Regions from separate parts of the Homo sapiens genome. Here region 1 is linked to region 2. Evidence: chromatin contacts called from ENCODE Hi-C or POLR2A ChIA-PET data. All regions are on one chromosome and are shown on one strand. Each heading gives the region's core, a stretch centred on a gene start or an enhancer-like site at or near the end of the contact. The rest is flanking DNA. Distances are from core to core; before and after follow the strand shown. Region 1 holds the start of PLEKHG6 (pleckstrin homology and RhoGEF domain containing G6). Region 2 overlaps CD9 (CD9 molecule).

Region 1 (3,151 bases), core at 652-3,151, 95 kb after region 2:
ACACACACACACACACACACACACACACACACACACACACACACACACACACAGTGAATGGGAAGAGGGAAGGGCTAGGAACTAGGCACACTCTGGTTTCTTGCCACTGCAGTTCCTTTCCCACCTGACTTCACCCCCGAAAACTAGTCCCACCACCAGCTGGGCCAGGAGCAGGAGACAGGCTGGTTCAAGGAGCTGGAGGAACAGAGGACACTTCTGAACCAGCAGAGCAATCACACAACAGCAAGCTCAGAGAAAGAGAATCCCAGAGGGCAGATTTGAGGATGGACACAGGGAATACAAAATTAGAAACTGCCCAAAGATATAGATTCCTCCTCCAAACAAAATAGAGTCACCAGAGTCCGAGTGAGGACTAGAACACTCTGATCATGTATGCGTTTCATAGCCTAGATGGGAAAAGGGAATAGAGGCCTTTTCCCCTGGCAACTCAAGGAGATTCTGCTTCTGAAAGTGTTTCCTGAACTTCAGGATGCTCTGAAGAAGTAAGGAGCCGTATCAATCACTGTTGAGTTCATTGGCAGGAAATAGACCACAGTCAGGGTGAGGGGCTGGGAGCCTCAGACCTGCCACCTGCCAACTACAGGGTCTTGGGTTTCATGGTTGTGAGATTATAATGACCACACATCCACAGGACACTTCTATCTCAAATATCCAGTGCTTCTGTCAGACGAGGTGCCATGATTTGGAGAAGTGAAAAGGTGGGGAAACCGAAGCAGGAGGATCGCTTGAACCCAGGAGTTGGAGTCCATCCTGGGCCACACAGCAAGATATTGTCTCTATTTTCTTTTTAAAAAATAAATTTTAAAAATAAAGAAAATAAAGTATGGTCCTTTCATGCAATGCCCAGCATGTGTCAGTCCTTCCACAGCATCTTTTTCTTTTTCTTTCTTTTTTTTTTTTTTTTTTTTTGAGATGGAGTTTCACTCTGTTGCCCAGGCTGGAGTGCAGTAGTGCTGTCTTGGCTCACTGCAACCTCCACCTCCCAGGTTCAAGCGATTCTCCCGCCTCAGCCTCCCAAGTAGCTGGGACTACAGGCGCCCGTCACCATGCCCAGCTAATTTTTGTATTTTTAGTAGAGTCGGGGTTTCACCATATTGGCCAGGCTGGTCTCCATCTCCCGACCTTGTGATCCGCCCGCCTCGGCCTCCCAAAGTGTTGGGATTACAGGCGTGAGCCATCGCGCCTGGCCCCACAGCATCTATTTTAGCAGCCACCGCAAGGGCTGGGTGACCCTGGTGTAGCCGGGAGTGGGCTTATTTGCAGGTGAACTGGGAGGGTGCCCCCACCTGAGTCTTAGGTCATAGGAGAAGTGCGGGTCAGGCCTCAGCTGCCTATCCCTGGAGCAAAGGCAAAGTCCAGGATAGCCTTCCAGTATCACCTTCCACCAGGCAGGCCAGCCGGTCCTCTGAGAGATAAGGCTCACACTTTGGACTCCACACAGCGACGGGGCCCCCTGCCCCTCCAGCTGGCAGGCGGGCTCCCTGCCTGCTTAGGGGTCTAGGCCGAGGCAGGGGGAGGACCGGACGGCCGGCCACTCGCCGCGACCAGCAGGAGAGAGGGGTGCCTGCCACAGGTTGTCACCCTCGCCGCCTCCCCCGGCGGCGCCCCGCCCCTTACTCAGCCCTCATTACTGCAGCGCCTCGCGGGGGTCTGGCCCGGAGTGGAGGGCGCGCGGTCCCAGCCCTCCCGCTCGGCCGGCGGGTGTCGAGTTCAGGTGCGACCGAAAAGGGGAAAGGAGGGCACCGCCACGTGAGCTGTCCTCTCCGGGGAAGGCGGTGGCTGCGTGAGGGCGGGGGCTGCTCGGTCCCCAGGGCCCCGCCCCTCTGCCCCTCTGCCCCGAGCGGTGCTGGCGGTAGGGAGGGGCCAGCCCGGTCCCCGCCCTCCTCGCCCGGACCCGCGCTGCCCGGCTCCCGCGGGCCGCTCGATCCCAGTCCCAGGCTGGGCATCGGGGCTGGCTGGCATCGCCGGGGAGCCGACGGCGACGGGGAGCCCCGCGGGCGGGGAGGGCGGCGCAGGGCAGCGGGTGCGGTGACACCTGTGGGCACAGGTGAGCGGCGGGAGGGCTACGCGGCCCGGGGGCGGGGCGGCCGGGACCCGGGGCCTGGAAGCCGGGGCGAAGGGGAAGGAAGGCCTGGCCTCCCGAAGGCGGGAGGAGGGGAGCCGGGGGCTGGGCTGAGACAGGACCCTGGGTAGGGAGCAGTGCGAGGGAGACAGCGCCCTCAGAGGGAGGACTATTGGGAGGCGGCAGGAGGGACAGCGAACGTTTCCTCCTCTGCTCCTGAATCGGAGGAAGGTAAGGGAGGGCTGAGGCAGGACCTCAGGCCCACCCGGTCGGGGCACAAACACCTGCGCAGCCTTCTTGAGCCCACCGCCCCTTAGGAGGCCTCTCCTCTTCCAGGCCCTGCCCACTCGAGGGCGGGCCCTCCCTCCAGGTTTAGGGGGGAGGGATGGAGCCCCACGCCTGGCCCCCAGCTCCATGGTGGTATTCCCAGAGTCTGGGGAGGACCAAATATATAGCCCGAAACTGGAGAAACTCTAATTCTATTTGGCTGGTCTCTAAGGGCAGTGGCCGGACAGCTGGCCCCACTCACCTCCCTGTCTGTGGTCAGGAGGGTTCAGGTAGGAGATGGGCAAGCCTTTCAGTAAAGGCCAGACAGTAAAGATTAGAGACTTCGCGGCCTACACCGTCTGTCCCAACTAGCAAGAAGCAGTCACAGGTTATTAGGAGACCAGCAGAAGAGGATGGATTCCAACAAAACTGTGTTTATGGACACTGAATTTGAATATCATGTAATATTTACTTGTCCCAAAATATTGGTGGCTTTTTTGCAGGGGGGGCAGCAGTTGTTTCAACTATGTAAATATGTAAAGGCTTACAGGCTGTACAAAAACTGGTGGCAGACTGGGCTGTCTCCAGCCACCCCCACTCCCAGCCCACCCCACCCACCATGGCCTCCCTCCAGCTTTTTCCCAAGCTTTATATGGGGAAGGGGATGGGGTTATATCTAGGTGCAAGGAGAACCCTCCCACCTGGGTGTATCCAGAAAGCCCGAGACCTGTCTGTGACCCTTGTTCCCATTTGAGACCAGTGCAGGAGCTTGTACCCCAAATATGCACACATGTGAGAGAG
Region 2 (2,870 bases), core at 262-2,761:
GCATTCCGCCCCCCTCTCAGCCTCCCAAAGTGCTAGGTCAGGTCAGAGGCCTGACCATCAGCCTCTGAGTGTATTCTTTTAAAAAATTGTTTTTCTAGAGTTCGGGGAGGTTTGAGGAGAAGTCCAGTCTCATGCATAACAGCGAGCTGGCCTAGGGAGCACAGCCGGCTGCAGAATTCAGGGGGGAGGTTCTTACCAGGAGTGCCCTGCTGCAGGTTGTGGGAGCCTCTCACGGGCCCACTGAGTCACCAGGGCCTGTTACCAGAGGAGAGTTCACGCAGGCAGGGCCTGGGTGGTGGATGTGCATTTGGGAGCCAAACGCAGGTTCCAACTTGAGCCCTTTACCATGACTTCCTGGCTCAGTGGGTTCAGCACAGAGTTGTCCAGCCGTTCTCTCTCCTTTCTTACCTCTTCCTGCCTTCCCACCTCTCTGCATCCTCACCCTTAATGGTCACAATGCCGCATTTCCAGGGTGACCCCAGGTTCCCTCCCCGTGGCTCACAGTGCTGGTCAAAGCATTTGAGCCCCCAAATGCCCCACTCTCCAGATCGGAGTGTAAAGTAGTAGGTGCCAGTCCTGCTCCCTCGTGGGGCTGGGCAGTGAGCTCTCCCTAACACACACAAAGCACCTCCAGCTCAGAGGAAGCTCACACCTCCCATCCATGCCTTCAGGCTTTTCGGCACTGGCATTTAGAAAGCTATTCTCTGGATTCAGAACCCCCAGAGAGAGCTTTTCTCTGTCCTTCCTGATTATTGGTGTGTAAATGAAGGCCTAGAGTAGTGGTTCTTAAACTTGAGCGTGATGAGAGTCACCTGGGGAGGTGTTGGAAAACAGAGTGCCGGCCCAGTCCCACTCCAGTTTCACTGAGTGAGTCTAGGAGGGAACTGCGAATTTGCATGTCCAGGTTCCTGGGTCATCCTGCTGCTGGTCTGGGGTCATTTCGAGAGCTGCTGGACTGGCATAGAGAAGAGTTTCCTGGGTTGCCTTTGAAGATAAGAATTTCTGAAGGTTTGAGCACTGCCTTCAGACAGTGGCTCGGTAGAAGTCCCAAGAGCAGAAGTTGTCTGGAGAGGAGAGATGGCCCCCAGGATGCGCCTGACCAACCAGTCATACCTACAAAAGGGAGTTCTGGTTCTCTAGGGCTGTGATCTCTGGGGCTTTTCAACTTGGCTGTAGTAAAACTAAAGTTAGTAATATGCCCTGTTGTCATCTAGAAATTCCGCCATGAGCTATTACAGTAGTTTAGTTGGGACGCTTAAGGAGAGCAAGTCGTGGCAATTTCTTCTGCTGATTACAGCGGAGTTTTGGTTTTCTTGTTCCCGGTGTTTACTGTGTGGTGGAGCTGGATAAGGGAGCACCCCAAAGCCTCTAGTCCTGCCCAAGTGGCTTTGCCCTTCCAAAGACAACAGCCCCAGCCTTCATTTGGAGGTGGGAGAGGAGGACACAGAGAGGGTTGGAGGAGGCTGTGGGCATCGGGATCCTGTTTGTTCTTGCTGGCACTGCCTGGCCCGGCTTCCTGAGGAGTGAATCAGCCCATCCAAGGCTTGGCATGCAGTAGTGAGCCAAGGGTTGCCATGGAGATGGGCGAGGCCCAGAGCCCACAGGTCTGGGTGGCCTGACTTGTTTTTAAATGTTGAAGTCTGTGCGAAGAGGGAGGGCCTATCTCCACTTCTGTGGCTTTCTTAAAGCGTGACTGGTATTTTGGGGCCTGGAAAACTGCTGGTGTGGGAAACTTGCATCCCCAGTATTTGGTGTGTTGCTTACTTCCTGGGTGCTATGGACAACTATGACTAATGCTCTCCCAAGTTTAGTAGATGACAAAAACAAAAACCAGGGCTGACAAGCATCTTATTGAAGGAGGGTGATAAAGAGGCCAAGGTTTCCTCTCCTGCCCAACCCAGGAAAATCCCCTCTCTCTCTGTTATCTGCTGCTGTAATAACTCCTTTCAGCAGGGTTAATTTGCCCACGGAAGCAGTTTGTGATCCAAGGAAGGACAGAAGCCTAAAATCTGAGCCAACAGTCTCCCTTTAGCCTTCCTTCCCCACTTTCCTTTGGCCATTCCCATCCAGTCTTAGTGGAGCTCTGGATGGCAGTTTGCAGGTGTGAAGCAGATAAGTTTATCCATTTTCCTCCACTACCCAGCGCTCACACAGACTCCCACACAAACCAGGAAACAGAACCCCAGTGTCCTAAATTCCCCCGCTGCCACCCAGCCGCCTTCTCCGATCACAGGAGGACACAACAGCCGTCCACAGAGGGCCCATGAATTGACCCAGTGTCACCTCACGTCTTTCTCAGGGTTTATTATTATTGTCATTTTTTTTCCCTATGGAATCCGGCTGGCTGTAACACTTCACAGTTTTCAGAATGTTTTACATGCATCACTTTATTTAATCCTCTCCTTCAACCTACGTTGAAGGCAGGACAGGTATCATACTGTTTTTTTTCCACAAACGAGGACTGTAACGTTCAGAGAAGCTGAGGAAAGTGTGTAGTGTCAGAGAGCTCCTAGGTAGCAGTGCCAGAATTAGAGCCCAAGTTTATATCCATCACAGTCCAGTCATTCTCAACAGAGGCGTGCAATAGAATCCCTGGGAGCACAAAGAGTCCCCTGGGATTGCTGAGGCAGGTGCATGTTTAGAAATCCCCCAGGTAGGCTGGGTGCCATGGCTCACACCTGTAATCCCAAGCTTTGGGAGGCCAAGGTGGGTGGATTGCTTGAGCTCAGGAGTTCAAGACCAGCCTGAGCAACACGGTGAAACCCTGTCTCTACAAAAAAAATAAGAAAAAAAAAAATTAGCCATGTATGGTGGCTTCCACCTGTGGTGCCAGCTACTTGAGAGACTGAAGTAGGAGGATCGCTTGAGCC

What was found. Hi-C counts contacts between places; a loop is a spot of excess contacts on that map. ChIA-PET counts read pairs that join two places held with the same protein, here RNA polymerase II (POLR2A). Pooled maps may share reads with other maps.
Region 1: a map of PC-9 shows a loop between it and region 2 (7-fold over the local background). The contact joins the promoter of PLEKHG6 here to the enhancer-like site in region 2. A Hi-C loop is called at or near these places in 1 of 168 maps with a recorded cell type or tissue (PC-9) and 1 of 50 pooled maps. POLR2A ChIA-PET finds 5 or more read pairs at or near these places in 5 of 52 experiments (Caco-2, GM12878, HCT116 and 2 more).

What each region holds. Positions count from the first base shown.
Region 1 is chr12:6,308,781-6,311,931 of GRCh38, forward strand. PLEKHG6 (pleckstrin homology and RhoGEF domain containing G6) reads left to right here and starts at 1,902. Exons shown (of 16, transcript NM_001384598.1): 1 at 1,902-2,068. RefSeq lists an enhancer at 716-1,436 and a silencer at 1,799-1,848.
Region 2 is chr12:6,214,585-6,217,454 of GRCh38, forward strand. The region is part of intron 1 of CD9 (CD9 molecule); the gene reads left to right. Among named protein-coding and RNA genes, the nearest start is that of CD9, 16 kb to the left of the region's middle. RefSeq lists enhancers at 1-268, 269-770, 771-1,274 and a silencer at 599-893. Within about 2 kb of position 1,512, at least 24 of the 41 ENCODE cell types and tissues checked have a DNase peak (open chromatin) inside an H3K27ac peak, as active enhancers do; they include HCT116, PC-3 and PC-9, where a contact is called at or near this core.